Linked DNA regions of Homo sapiens: region 1 is linked to region 2. Evidence: chromatin contacts called from ENCODE Hi-C or POLR2A ChIA-PET data. All regions are on one chromosome and are shown on one strand. The core of a region is the stretch at or near the end of the contact, and the rest is flanking DNA. Distances in the headings are between cores, read along the strand shown.

Evidence for each region. Hi-C counts contacts between places; a loop is a spot of excess contacts on that map. ChIA-PET counts read pairs that join two places held with the same protein, here RNA polymerase II (POLR2A). Pooled maps may share reads with other maps.
Region 1: a pooled map shows a loop between it and region 2 (4-fold over the local background). The contact joins two enhancer-like sites. A Hi-C loop is called at or near these places in 1 of 168 maps with a recorded cell type or tissue (PC-3), 4 of 37 single-sample maps with no recorded cell type and 3 of 50 pooled maps. POLR2A ChIA-PET finds 5 or more read pairs at or near these places in 1 of 52 experiments (PC-3).

Annotation. Positions count from the first base shown.
Region 1 is chr1:219,586,029-219,593,686 of GRCh38, forward strand. No RefSeq gene overlaps it. Among named protein-coding and RNA genes, the nearest start is that of ZC3H11B, 23 kb to the right of the region's middle. Within about 2 kb of position 1,988, at least 2 of the 41 ENCODE cell types and tissues checked have a DNase peak (open chromatin) inside an H3K27ac peak, as active enhancers do.
Region 2 is chr1:219,085,179-219,092,943 of GRCh38, forward strand. LYPLAL1-DT (LYPLAL1 divergent transcript) reads right to left here. Exons shown (of 5, transcript NR_038845.1): 4 at 1,317-1,482. Among named protein-coding and RNA genes, the nearest start is that of LYPLAL1-DT, 85 kb to the right of the region's middle. RefSeq lists an enhancer at 4,044-4,093. Within about 2 kb of position 3,878, at least 7 of the 41 ENCODE cell types and tissues checked have a DNase peak (open chromatin) inside an H3K27ac peak, as active enhancers do.

The sequences.
Region 1 (7,658 bases), core at 738-3,237, 500 kb after region 2:
GAAAAAACGTCACTGACAGCAGCGTCAGTGGGCCTGGGAAGGCCAATTCTTTGGCTCCTAGGAGGGTGCTAGCTCTGCTGCTAGAGCAAATGAGGTCACTAGTGGTGGCAGCTGTAGTCCACAGGCCCTGGGGAGCATGCCTGTTGGCTCCCTCTGTCCTGGGGCAGCATTCTTGCTAAGCTGAACTGCCTGTGCTTCAGGAAATAATGTGTTGTGTGCACTCAAGTAAACAAGGTCATGGCTGCACAGCTGGGTTCAGCCTATGTTGTGACATCACAGCCCTCTAGATGGATGTGACAGCACGTCAGTGGCGCACAAGAGATATGGAGATGCAGGAGCTATTGGGCCTTAGGGCAGGATGCACTCTGGTGGTTACTCCATTCTCAAAATGGTGACAGAATGGTGCTGCCCAGGGGGCAGGGAGGAGAACCCAGAATGAATTCCCTCTCTGGAACACTGCAATCATGTGAACTCCAAGCAGCTCCCTATACTGAGCTCAGGTCCCGCAAGGGCTGTGGGGCTCTCCTGTGGCTAGGATTGCAGGAGTCCATGGTGGGAATGTGAACTGCTGGAGATATCCTGCTTATATTTTCCTTGCAATGGGGAGCCCCTCCTGACTCCTAGCCAATTCTAGCTGGGTGCTTTTCTTCCCTCTCTGTGCTATCATCCTGAGTCTTTGTGCATCAGAGGGTCTTTATCACTTCTTTGCTGAAATCCAGTGTTCTCCCCAAGCACTCTTTTGACATATGGTTATCTATGTGTTGTTTTGGCCTTTCTTTATAGTCTATCATATTTTAGAGTGGCGTGTACCTGTTTCTCTTGAGTCCACCCACCCTCTACTTAATGTTTTGCAAAGCACAGGATTTGTGCCATTACTGGAAATAAGAGAATATTAGAGACATAGTATTTAAAAATATGAGCTCAGGATAAGCCCTGGAAAGGAGTTAAAGGCCCTTCCCAGGGTTCTAACAGAGGCCCCCAGCCCACCTTCTTTTCCTGCCCTGAATTCTGTCCTGTATCACAAAGGGTCTCCCATGCATGTCTATGGACTCAACAACCCACATATCTAAGCACCAAATATATCTTGCCTACCTAACTGTCTCCTCTTGCCCACTCATCACACTTAGGGGTACGTATACACCAGCAGCACAGTCCATCTTCAGCAAGACAAACATGGGGAGAATCTGAAAGATAAGTGTCTGGAGTGAGCAGTGAATGTCAAAAGTGAATAGATTCTGAAAGGACTTGTCCCTTTGACCCCATGGCCTACTCTTCCCAAGGGTGGGGCACAGCTGGAGGAAAGTCCAAGAAGGGTCCTCTAAAGATTGGAGTTCAGAAGGGGCCGAGTTTCTGGAGTCCAAGGATATACTGTCCACTCTTTGTCCAGCAAATGTTCTTCCAGCCTGTCTAAACACTTGAAAAGCTCATCACTAACTACATAAGGTGCTTCAGTATTTAGTAAGAGCTACAAACTCAGAAAAGCTAGAAGAGCCAGAAAGTAACATAAATGAGTGAAGGAGGCTGATGCAGGTCCTCCAAAGAAAGTTGGAGGGAATGTGGTGAGCTGGAAAGCACATGTGCTGTCCAAAGGAAACAGCCTGCAGGCTGGAGGAAGTCTGAGCTCAGTTTCACTGGATCTTCCAGTTTTTCAAAATAAATAAATAAATAAATAAAGTCAGAAATAAAAAATGTTCAATTTCTTGCCTTTTAAATGTTAGTAACTAATTCAAAATTTGTTTTAAACACTCTGTGAGACCAACAAGCCACATCTGTTAGCAGGCTTTAGCTCATGAGCTACCAGTTTGCAGCCTCAGAAGAAAAGATTTCTTCATTAGATTGTGTCGAAATCTGCTTCCTTGAGAATCCACACATATGGAGGAACCAAAAGTCACTATCCCTCTTCCACATATCTCAGTTTGAAAGTAGATCACATTTCCCCAAATATCTTTCGGAGACTACTTAGCCAACACACATTCAACTGCTGCTTCTACAGAATAGCTTCTGTATCTCAGTGTTGCAACCACCCACCTCCAGAAGCCCCCACCATCTGTTTTCCTGGGAGAGCAACAGAATGAGCAAAATATTTCAAAGATGATTGCTTCTTCTTGCTAGTAATTATTTTTCTTAGTATTGCATGTCTGGGTCCAGAAAGGGAAATAATGACTCAATCATCAAGCTTCTTGTACAAGGCTGGCAATTTCAGGAAGTAGAAGGAAGACTAACACTGTGAACAGCATTCTTGATTAGCCAGAAGTATAAAATGAGGTGTGCATTTGATCCACTGTCAGAGTAGCAGATGGAACACAGCAACCATGACACGGTAGAGGTAGGACTTAATGGATCATCCTGAAGTGCCTGGGACTGATTAGCCGTGGTGCAGCTACATGCAGTTTTTAATTGATTGATTTGAGTTTGTGGTCAGAAAATGGCTGTCGGCTCCAGCTTATCTATAATTATCAGTAATCAGAACCAGACCTCTCTCTCTCTTTAATAGGCCAGGGCTCCTCCAGCATGCTTGACTTTTCTACTTTTCAAGACTTTCTGTAACCACTGCCTGAAAGCTTTCACGGCCATAACATGATACCTGGTGCCCATTGGGAAAAAGACTCTGGGGGCATGAACATAAAGGTAACAAGAACACTGCTCTTTCATTAGCTTAATACTTTGCCTATTTTGAGTTCAAGACAGTTTAAAATTAAGAGGAGGCCTCTTACAGTTTAGCCAGTCTATTATAGGCAAAACCAAGTGAAAGATTGAAATAAGAATTCCTGTAACTCTAGCCCAAAGCTCATTTTTAACCTAAAAAATGATCTCGACACTAATTAGAGGCTGGAACTATTTCTAGGAGTCAGAGTGTCCCTACCCTGGGTAAAGCACCATTAACATTTCAACAGGCCACCCAAATCAGAAAACTAGGAAGTATTTTAGACCCCTTCTCCTCCTCACAGTCCCCTGTCCCTGACACATCCAATCACTAAGGCATCTGATTCTACCTTTTGAATCTGAGTGACTTTAGAACAAGTGTCCTGGAGTCAAAGAGACTCCAGGTTCAAATTTGAACCTCCAAGAGAAGTTCAAATCCTCCTGCCATCACTTATGAATTGTGAGACCTTAAGCAAGTCATTCTCCCTCCTATGCCTCATTTCTCTCAACTCCATTGCAGAGTTACTATACCTACCTTAAGGGAGATTAAATAATGATGAAATGAGACAATGTATGTATCAAATGCAGCGTTTGTTGTATATGTGCTTAAAACTTTATTTAAAATATTATTATTGATTTGCTGTCTCTATCCTCACCAGTACAACCTAAATCCAGGACAAAAAGTATCACAGCTAGATGAAGAAGGATGAGGAGGATGAAAAAGGGAGAGGAGGAGGGGAGAAGAGGGAGAAAGGAGAATGATGAGGAAGAGTAAGGGAGGAGTAGGAGGAGAAGTTTATGATGGTGGCGACAGCTACCTTCATTGCCTCTAAATGTGAATTCCCCTTGCTGCCACCTTGTTACCAGGGCCAGCTCCCTGGGGGTGTACCTGTGCCAATGGTGCTGCCACTAACTGAAGTTATAGGGGCATGTCTGCCGAAAGCTCTTCCACCACCTGCTAATGCAGACTGACAATCCACTGTGCTAAAATATCTTTTACTTCTGATCTCTTAAAGGCCATGCTTTGTCACTTTAATCCCAGAGATACAGTATCTAGCTCTTTCAAAAATCTCTCTGACACTTTAATCCCAGAGATGCAGTATCTAGCTCTTTCAAAAATCTCTCTGACACTTTGTGAGGAAACAGGTCCTTTGGCTTTTTAGAGAACCTGACTCTTTCATGACCAAAGGAAGGATCATTAATTTCATTTTAAAAATGATAAAAACAACCTCAGAAAGGTTTTTAAAAAGTTTTTCCAAGTCACACAGCAGAGCCAGGGTCCTCTCATCCAAAGTCCAGGTTACTTATGTACAATCAAATGGTCTCGTGTCCTCTTTCTTGTGAATTCACTGTTATAGGTACCATTTTCTCTATGCTTTCTCTTCTTTCCTGACAGTGGAGAAGAGCAAATGCTAGAGTGATCTTCCGAGGAAGGACTCTGGCTTTGACTCATCCCAATCTTCCTAATCTCAGCAAGGCAAGCAAAGAGGGTTGCAAGGAAGGATTACAGTATCACCGGTGTTTCGCTGTATGTTCCTTCCTTCAGGTGGCTCTGGTATTCAGAATGCATAGAGGAAATAGCCTGGGCTTAGGGTGAAGATGTGAACTGGAAATCTGGCTCCTTCCTTTCCGTCATTCATTAACAAATTTTCCTTAGTGGGCCCAGGCTCTGTTTTGGGCCTGGAAATACAACAAATAAAACAAAGTCCCCACTCTCATATAGTAACCTTCTTGCAGGAGAAGACAGAAAATAAACAAATGAAGAAATAAACAAATAAAAGCCAGGTGGTAACAAATACCACTGGAAAAACAATGAATCGGGGTAATTGATAAAGAAAGTTGGGAAAGGGGCTATTTTATATAGCGTAGCCAGGCAAGGGTTTGAAGGAGCAGTGACATTTAATCAGAGATGGGAATAAAGTGATAGATTTCTGGCAAAGGAGACAGAGCAGGTGTAAAGGCCCTGAGGTAGGAACATGTCAAGCTGTGTGGAGAATGGCAGCACTGAGTTCAGGAAGTAAGAGGGAGAGGTGAGACCAGAGTGATTGGGAAAGTGAGGGAGTGGGGAATAGATTATATAGAATCTTAGAAGCCCTACTAATGCTCTGGATTTTACCCTGAGGGATATGCCAGTGAAAGGTTTAAGCAGAGGAATGACATGATCTGCTTTATGTTTTTGAAAGGCTCACTTTGGTCACTATACAGGGGCCAAGGTAGAGGTAGCAGTTAAATAGATTTTGCAATAGGTCAAAAAAGATCATGGTGGCTCAGACAGAGATGGAGGTGACGGTGACAAAGGTGTCAATGGCAGGCGATTTTTCAAAGGCAGAATCATTTAGCAGCTGGGCTACTTTGACTGAGATATTTTGCCTCTCCTGGCTCAGGTCCCTCATCAGTAACATGAAGGTAACAATACCAAACTCATAAAATCACGGTATGGATTAAATGAGATAATTTATATGAAGGCTATACCTGTTGTTTTCCTTTGTATTAAAGACAAAGTCTGCAACCTTATGCAAAACTTAATTACATATATGCTCAAAGACCAAGATGTAAGAACATCTTGTCTTCAGAGTAGCAGAAACAATTTTGTGTATAGCAAGATTATTTACACTCATCTATCTCATCCTCTTAAATAAGAAAACTGATTACTATAAATATGTGCCAGCTTTTATGGTTCATTTTAGAATCTTAGTGCGTCAAAAAGTATAAAATAGTTAGACAAGTGAGGGATAAGTGAATCATGAGAGTCTTATTTATAGAATAAAAGCTGGGAATATCTGTGAAAACATCTTAATAATGATTATGACTGGTGGATGATATTGCAGAGTTTTAAAAAAATCCCTTTGTGCTTTTCTACATTTTCCACATCAATACAATAAAAAATGTATTTTAAGAGTATTTATTCCTATATCCATTTAGCAAAGAGAGTTAGAATCTCTGAAAGAAAACATGAGACAAGTAAAGAAAATAAGTATGTTAAAATTATAAGGGAAAAAGGGCAAAAATTAATATTTTGTGGGTATTATCTGCACAAAAGACACATCAAGTAGTTATTTAATTTTTGCAAATTAAATAGCAGGATGTGCTTTTTTCCCTAAATCAAGAGCCACTGAGGTATGGATGGAACACATTGGAACCAGTGAGCCTGAGATGGAGTCTGGCCTGGACTTTTTTCTTTTTTTTTTTTTTTTTTTTTTGAGACGGATTCTTGCTCTCTCACCTGGGCTGGAGTGCAGTGGCACAATCTTGGCTCACTTGCAACCTCTGCCTCCTGGGTTCAAGTGATTCTCCTGCCTCAGCCTCCTGAGTAGCTGGGACTACAGGCGCGTGCCCCCAGGCCCAGCTAAGTTTTGTATTTTTAGTAGAGATGGGATTTCACCATGTTGGCCAGGATGGTCTCGATCTCTTGACTTTGTGATCCACCCACCTTGGTCTCCCAAAGTGCTGGGATTACAGGCATGAGCCACTGCGCCCGTCCTGGCCTGGACTTCTTACACCCTGCTGGTCGCATGGATATATTCCTGCTGCATAACCAGCCCCAGTGGCTGAGCCTCTGAGGTCTGACTGAGATCAGGTGCAAAGCAGCAATCTCACTGTTATTAATAAGCAATGCTGACAAGCTCATACTAACCTTCCCAAAACTCCTGAGACCTGTGGTTACAAAATGACGCTATTAATCGGTACATTTCATGCCTCGGCTTAAAACCCCAGAGTCCTACTTCTTTCTCTTGAAGGTGAACCGTGCTTTCCGCATTTCATCTGGTTCCTCTCTCTGTGGATACGTCTGGATAATTAGATCCTGCATATGCAAGAATAAAATGAAGAAAAAGGTGACCTGCCTAGTCCAGTTTCAGGGTAAATTATCTGCTAGGTAAGCATAGAATCCCTTCTTGGCATAAGTGTAGCACATTAATTAGGCTAAGCATCTCCATCTCTTTTCTCTGCCTTGCCAAATATCTCATTCAGTTATCATATCTTGGTACGAGGAAGCTGTGAGGGAGTGGAGAAAAGAAAAGCATCCTGCCACACAAATAAGGAAAATGAGATTCAGAAGGTTTAAGTGACTTGCCTATTCTCTGACCCTAAAGAAATCTAACTTACTAAAGCCTTTTCTCCTTCACTAACTTTCCATCTCTAATCTAAACCAAATTTGTGCATTTCACCAGGCATCACATTGTCTCTCTCACTGATTTTGAGACAATGGCCAGGCCCCCTACCAGCTCACACAACATCTTTGTGCCAGTCAGAAAAGGCACCCCTTCTTCCTGGCACATGCAGCCCCACATTGGCCAGAGCTCAGCCTCATTTTAGACTGGGCATGATACCATAGTGCTGGTTATAGCCTTCATGAGACTGTATTGCAGCCCCTTAATATGGCTGGACAACTAAGGTGGCTCCCAACACAAAGAAACTTCCTCTTAAATAGATTGTTGACATTTTAAATTAGAGATGTCAAAACTTGAGGATATTATCTTCTTCATTAAGTCTTTTTCCATTTTGTCTGTTCCCATCAGTGACACTCCCAGAAACCTCTGCCCTCAATCTTGGAATCAATATTTATTCTAGCTGGCTTGTCTTCATCCTCACATCCAGGTTGACACCAAATCTTTCCAACTCTTTTTTGAAAAATAGCAAGTACATTTTTTCCCTCCAACTGCAACCCTCTTTTAGCCTGTGGATTTTATTCTTAGACTCCTGAAACAAATTCCCAGTCTGTTTTATATTTTAGCCTCTTACACCTCCAGGCCTTCCAATGAAACAACAAGAATCATATTTCTTGGCCACCATTTTAAATCATGTTAATCCATTTCTCAGAATACTGCATCTGCCAAAAAAAAAAAAAAAAAAAAAAAAAAAAAGGCTTTCATACTCTCTACTAGTTTTAATCCCACAAAATCTCCGTAGTCTTACAGAGCACTGCCATGGGTTGAGTTGTCCAACAGCAGACCTGAGACAATGTTTAGCGTTTAGTATATTTCTAGGGTATCCCTTGGGACCAACAGCTGTGAAAA
Region 2 (7,765 bases), core at 2,628-5,127:
AAAATACAGAAGACTATGACTCAGGGCAGTGATCTCAATATAATTAATCCCAGGAAAGATAATCTAGAGGAAGAAAATGTTACCGCAGTGATTACCCTGTAAACTCAGTTCATGCTGTCTGTGACTCAGAATAAGAATTAAAATGACGATAAGGCACTAAATATTCCAAAGATTTAATGTGAAGTGTTGATGGTTGAGAAAAATGTTTCCTCTTTATATGCATGTACTCAAGCTTTTAATACATATTTCTGTTATGAGTTAGGATTAAGCATTAGAGGAAAGTGCTGTTGAAATGCCGGCTGTACTCTCAAAGCACTAAAACTTAAATAATAATAAATAGCAGAAAACCCAGGGAGAAAATGAAGAAATAAAGTTATTTATAAATCTCTGGTTAGCTAACAGTGCATTACATTTATTTAGCATTAATTAGTAAACAGTAATTTAAAATAAATAGTATTTGAATAAGAAAGAAGATGGAAACAAATAGGCACTTTTTGATAATTAATTTCCCCAATTCAGGTGGAATATCAGTGGCATAGGATGGAAAGAAAAAGGACTTGGAGATGTAGGCAAACCACTTGCTAATTTAGGGGCTTTCGTTACTAATATTATCACATGATATATCAGATAAATATATTCAGCCTGAACCATGAAACAAACCAGGTGTACAATTGGGCCTTTTTTAAAGTTATTTTCATATAAATATATCAGCAACTTCCCACAGTTTGATTAATTTGGCTGCTGACATTAGCCAAAGAATGGACAGTCTACCATTTCATTTATCTGTCACAAATAGAGTGTAAGACAGAGTGAAATAATGCCTAAACATTCGGGTTCCCTTCAGAGGCCAATTTTAAGAAAAATAATTGAGGGAAGGTTATTTCAGCTTCCTCTTCTGCATATCAACTCCTCATCCTTCCCTACTTCACTTTCTACATTTTAGGATAGATAAAGGACACCACAGACAATCTAACAATTTCCTCTAGTCTCTGAGTGAGTAATAACAGAAGCAGTCCAAATGAGGAATTCCTGTTGTTCATCCCCAGATGGATTTCCTTAGGCCACTCTTGTAACACATCTCCCTTGATTTCTACAGATTTTTATGTTGTATGCTAATTTCCATGACTCTTTTACTCACCTGGAAAACAACAGTATCACTATCAGAATTGTTCAACTGGTATGTGACAGCTAAAATTAACACTTCTTCCTTAACTCTGTTTTATTTTGCTCCTCTCAAAAAGCAAACTCCTGTTCCCAGAGATAGTTTAATTTCATTTTTGTACCTGGATACTATTTGTGAGACCCTAATTACTTACCTTTTTTGGCAGACTTTGAATGGCTATGGCACAGGAAATCATCACAATCAGCAAGAAGAGAGATGAATGCAACAGTCAGTGCTTATCTAGGTCACTTCTCCCCAAAATGTCCTCACAGCTCTATTTCACTTAAGTTTGGATGTACCATTTAAGACATCAAAGCATTCTGCAAGTGGGGAAAAAAAAAAACAAGAAATACCTTAAAATGCCAGCTATGTGTGATTTAAAACAAAAAATATTTAAGATGAGGTTAAAAGTTATAAACATTTATGTACGTTATTAGTTCTACATCAACAAAAGAGCACAGTTTCTCTACTGCAAATTAATAGATTATAAAATCAATAGGTTTTTCATGAAAGTAATTAAGAAAAATGGGGGTAGAAACAAATTCAGTCTTTTAAGAATGTTTTGCCTTTAAAACAACTTTCTCTAAAATCACCTAAAATGAAATATAAGTTAACTCTGATTCTATGAGTTCAGTGGAGTTAAATTTAACTTGAAAACATCTTTCATTTCTATAGCTACTTTATTATATTTATACAAGACTGCAAAAAGTTAATTAGGTGATTTAAGTGAATCAACTGTCACATATATTATGAGCTCTGCATGTGTGTATTATGAAGCAATACTGACTATGAGTTCAGCCTTTTACCAACTTATTTAGCCAAGGTTGCTAGAAGTTACTTAATGAGCATGAACACACAAACTTTCAATAAACCTACAAGAAGAAAAGTGGCCCATGACCTAAAAGAACCCCTCTGTTATGCCAGGGGGATGACAAAGTATGTTAAGTCACCAGCCCCTCTGTGTTATGGTGGTTCATGTTGCCAAGGCACGTGTGGCAAATTTGCAGAGTTGGGGCAGTGAATAAGAGAAGGTCAGTTTCTAAAAATTCATCTCACAGAGTATATGAAGTAAAAAGCCTAGGAGAAGTACTTTTCTCAATTAAAACTTAAGAATATATGAATATTTGTGGCTTCTAGAGTTTGACCTCTCAGTACCTAAGCTATTCCTGATTTATACTTGGCAATCTGTATTTATTCTTCAGTTCATAGAATATTAGGGTCAGAAAGAAAGGTTTAAAATCACCCATTGAATATCTGGAAGGCTTAAAGAGTAGCAGTTCAAGAATCAGGCAGAGCTGGCTTGAATTCTGGTTTCACACTTTACAGGCTGTGTGGTATTGAATAAAGTGCTTCAAATATTGAATCCCCAGTTTTCCTATCTGTTAAATGAGGATAATAAATAACACTTCCTGAGGAGAGAAACAGAAGATTAAATAAAATAAAGCAAAAAGTAATATGCTGTAATTCCCTCAGAAGCATTGTGTTTCACAGTTGTCAGAATTCTGAGTTCTAAGCAACAGAAACTGACTTTGGTTACATTAATCAGAAAAGGAATGTATTGGCAAGATATCAATAACTTAGAGAATTAATCAACAGTTGAGAATTAGACTCTGGCAGAAAAATAAGGAAAGCAGGTTATGAGCCTGAAGTCTGCTTAGGACATAGGAATTGATACTGCTGCTACTGGATTCTTGCTGCCACACCAGTAGTCTCTCAAACCTTCCACATTGGCTGGGAAAAATCTCTAACCCTCATTATTCAAAGCTACAGGCAAGAGAATCTTACTAGATAAACTTGAGACATGTATCTGTATGCTATTGTCCAGAGGATAAATAAGAACCCTTGTGCTACATATTGAAAGAGAGGGTCTGTCTCTCACCTTATGATTCCTCCACATAGGAATAGAATGGGATATTAAGCATATCACTAGGCTTTAAAGCAAATCTCAATAAATTTCAAAGACTTAGTGTCAAACATAATACATTCTCTGACCACAATTTCAATTCTGTTAAATTAGAGCTCAGTAAATAAAGGATAAATTTTAACCTCCCTAATATTTCTATAAAGTGTAAAAAATAAATTTGAATGTAACTGAGTCAAAAAGAAACTATAGGGGAAGACACAGAGCAGGTTGGCCTAATAGAACTCTCCAACAATAGTCCCCCTACAGGAACACTAAATCGAACAACTATCCACACAAGAAAGCACTTTTATGAGAACCAAAAATCAAGTGAGTGATCACAGTACCAGGTTCTAACATCATATCAAAGAAAGAGGCATTGAAGAGGTTAGGAAAGATAGTCTTGAATTGCTGATGCTGCGGAGAGGATCTGTGTTCTTGTGGGGGAGAGAGTGCAGTGATGTGGGACTTTGCATTGGAACTCAGTGCAGCCCAGCCACAGTAGAAAACAAGATAAGGCAGAACTCAGCCAGTGCCCATGGAGGGAGTCCTTATATCCGTCCCAGCAAGAGAGGAATTGCCCTTCCCAGTGGTTGGAACTAGAGTTCTGGCTAGCCCCACTACCATGGGCCAAAGCACTCTGGGATACTACATAAACCTCAAAGGCAGTCTAGGCGACAAGGACTGCAATTCCTGGGCAAGTCTTGGTGCGTGCTGGGCTAGAAGGCAGTAGACTTGGGTTGACCTAATGAGACACCAGCCAGGTGGACAAGGGAGTGCTTGCATCACCCCTCCCCCAACCCAGGCAGTGCAGCTCAGTAACCTGGGGGAGACTCCTTCCTTCCGCTGGCAGTAACTAGGCAGTGGTCACCATGGGTCTTGAGCAAGACCCAGTGCTGTGCTATCTTTGGGTGTGACTCAGCACAGTCTCAGTGTGGTAGTCACAGTGGAGCTTGCATCACCCCTCCACAAGAGGAGTACAAGCAAGTGCAGACTGCAAATATTACAATAAATATCTAACTATTCAATGCCCAGACACTCACAAACATCCAAAAGCATCAGGACCATTCAGGAAATCATGACCTCACTAAACAAACTGAAAAAGTCACCACTGATCAATCCAAGAGTGACAGAAAATTCAAAATAGAAATTTTGAGGAAGCTCAATGAAATTTAAGATAACACAGAGAAGGAATTCAGAATCCTATCAGATAAATTTAACGAAGATACTGAAATAATTTTTGAAACATGTAGAAATTCTGAGCTGAAAAATTGAATTGACATACAGAAGAATGCATCAGAGTCTCCCAACAGCAGAACTGATCAAGCAGAAGAAAGAATCAGGCTATTTGAAAATACACAGTCAAAAGAAACAAAAGAATAGAAAAGAATGAAGCTTGCCTATAAGTTCTAGAAAATATCTCAAAAGGGCAAATTAAGATTTACTGGCCTTAAAGAGGAGGTACAGAGATCAAGGTATAAATTTTATTCAAAGAGATAATAACAGATAACTTTTCAAACCTAGAGAAATATATCAAAATTCAAGTATAGATGGGTTGTAGAACATCAAGTAGATTTCATCCAAATAAAACTACCTCAAGACATTTAATAATCAAACTTCCAAAGGTCAAGGATAAAGAAAGGATTCTAAAAGCAGCAAGAGAAAAGACACAAATAACATACCTTACAATCTAGGAGAGAGTGGCATTACATATTTAAAGTGCTGAAGGAAAAAAGACTTTTATCCTAGAAGAGTACACCCAGTGAAAATACCCATTAAACATGAAGAAGAAATAGGCTTTCCCAGACAAACAAAAGCTGAGGGATTTCATCAACACCAGAACTGCCCTACAAGAAATGCTAAAGGGAGCTGTTCAATCTAAAATGAAAGGACACTAATGAGCAATAGGAAGTCATCTGAAGGTACAAAACTCACTGGTAATAGTAAGTACACAAACAAACACACAATATTATAACACTGTAATTGTGGTACGTGAACTATTGATATCTTGAATACGAAGACTAAAAGATAAACCTATCAAAAATAATAACTACAACTTTTAAGACATAGTATAATAAAACGTAGATGGAAGCAACAAAAAGTTAGAAAGCAGGGGGATTAAGTTAAAGTGTAGAGCTTTTATTAGTTTTCTCTTTCGTTGTTGTGAGTTTGGATTGTTTTGTATCCAGTGCTAAGTTGTGATCAGTTTAAAATAATGAGTTCTAAGATGTTATTTCCAAACCTCATGGTCACCTCAAATCATAAAACCTACAACAGATACACAAAAAACTGAAAATCAGTAAATTAAAACAACCCACCAAAAAAAATTAACTTCCCAAAAAGGAATACAGGGAAGAAGGAAGGAAGAAAGAGAAGAGCACACATAAAACACCCAGAAAACAAATAACAAAATGGCAGTAGTAAGTCCTTACTTACTAATAATAACATTGAATGTAAATGGACTAAACTCTCCAATCACAAGACATAGAGAGCCTGAACAATAACAATAATAAAAAAACAAGCTCTAACAATCTGGTAACTATAAGAAACACGCTTCACTTATAAAGACTAACTTAGACTTAAAATATAGGAACTGAAAAATATTGCATGAAAATGGAAACAAAAAAAGCAGAAGTAGCTATATTTACATCAGACAAAATAGATTTCAAAACAAAAACTATAAACAGAGACAAAGAAGGTCATTATATAATGATAAAGAAGTCAACTTAGCAAGAGGGTGTAACACTTGTAAATATATATACATTCAACACTGGAACACTCAAACATATTAAGTAAATATTATTAGAGCTAAAGAGAGAGATAGACCCTAATACAATATTAGCTGGAGACTTCAACACCCCACTTTCAGCATTGGACAGAACCACTACACAGAAAACCACCACCAACAACAACATTGGACTTAATCTACATTATATACCAAATGGACCTAATATATATTTACACAATCTTTCATTTAAGAGCTGCAGAATACACGTTCTTCTCCTCAAGGCATGGCTCATTCTTAAGGATAGATCACATGTTAGAACAAAAAACAAGTCTTAAAAAATTAAAAAATTGAAAAAATATCAAGTGTCTCATCTTTCCAGTTTTATTCTCAATGGAATAAAACTAGAAATAAATAATTAGAAAAATATCAGAAACTATACAAACACATGGAAAATAAACAATATGCTCTAGAGTGACCAGTGGGTCAATGAAGAAATTAAGAATAAAATTTAAAAATTCCTTGAAACAAACAAAAATGGAAACACAATATATCAAAACCTATGGAATGCAGCAAAAGCAATACTAAGAAGAAAGCTTATAGCAATAAGCACTCCACATCAAAAAAGCAGATAATCCTCAAATTAACAACCTAATGATGCATCTTAAAGAACTAGAAAACAAAGAGCAAACCAAAGCCAATATTAGTAGGAGAAAAGAAATAATAAAGATCAAAGCAGAAATAAATGAAATTGAAACAAAACAAACAATACAAAATATCAATTAAACAAAAAGGTGGCTTATTTTAAAAAAATAAAATTGATAAACATTTAGCCAAAGACATAAAGATAGAAGACCCAAATAAATAAAATGAGAGATAAAAAGGAGGTATTACAACTGATACTGCAGTTCAGAGAATCATTAGAGACTACTATGAGCAACTACATGCCAGTAAATTGGAAAACCTAGAAGAAATAGATTGAATCCTAGACACATACAACCTACCAAGACCGAATCATGAAGATTTCCAAAATCTAAATAGACCAATAACAAGTAATGAGTTCAACACCATATTAAAAAGTATCCCAGTAAAGAAAAATCAGAGACCCAAAGCCTTCAACTGCTAAATTTCACCCAAAATTTAAAGAACTAATATTAATCTAATCCTATTCAAACAATTCCAAAAAAATAAAGAAGCAAATACTTCCTTACTCATTCTGTGAGGCCAGTATTACCCTGATACCAAAATCAGACAGAGACATCAAAATAAGAAAACTACAGGCCAATGTTCCACATGAATACTGATGCAAAAATCCTCAACAAAATACTCACAAACCAAATTCAACAACACATTTAAAAGATAATTCATCATGACCAAGAGGGATTTATGCCAGGGATGCAAGAATGATTCAGCAAATGCAAATAAATCAATGTGATATATCATTTCAAAAGAATGAAGGACAAAAACATGCAATCATTTCAACCGAAGGTAAAAAGCATTAGATAAAATTCAACCTCCTTTCATAATAAAAGCCCTAAAAATGTGGTATAGAAGTATATATCTCAACACAATAAAAACCATATATGACAGACACACAGCTAGCATCACACTGAATACAGAAAAACTGAAAACTTTTTCTCTAAGATCTGGAACAAACCGAAACATCCACTTTCACCACTATTATTCAACATAGTACTGGAAGTTCTAGTTAGAGCAATCAGACAAGAAAAAGATATAAAGAACATCCAAATTGAAAAGAAGTAAGTCATCTTTGTTTGCAGATGATATGGTCTTATATCTGAAAAATACCTAAAGACCTTAACAAAAATCTATTAGAACCAATAAACAAATTCAGCAAAGTTGAGGGATACAAAATCAACATATAAAAATCAATAGTATTTACATATTACATCAGTGAACAATCTGAAAAAGAAATCAAGAAAGTAATCCCAGTTACAATAGCTACAAATAAAATAAC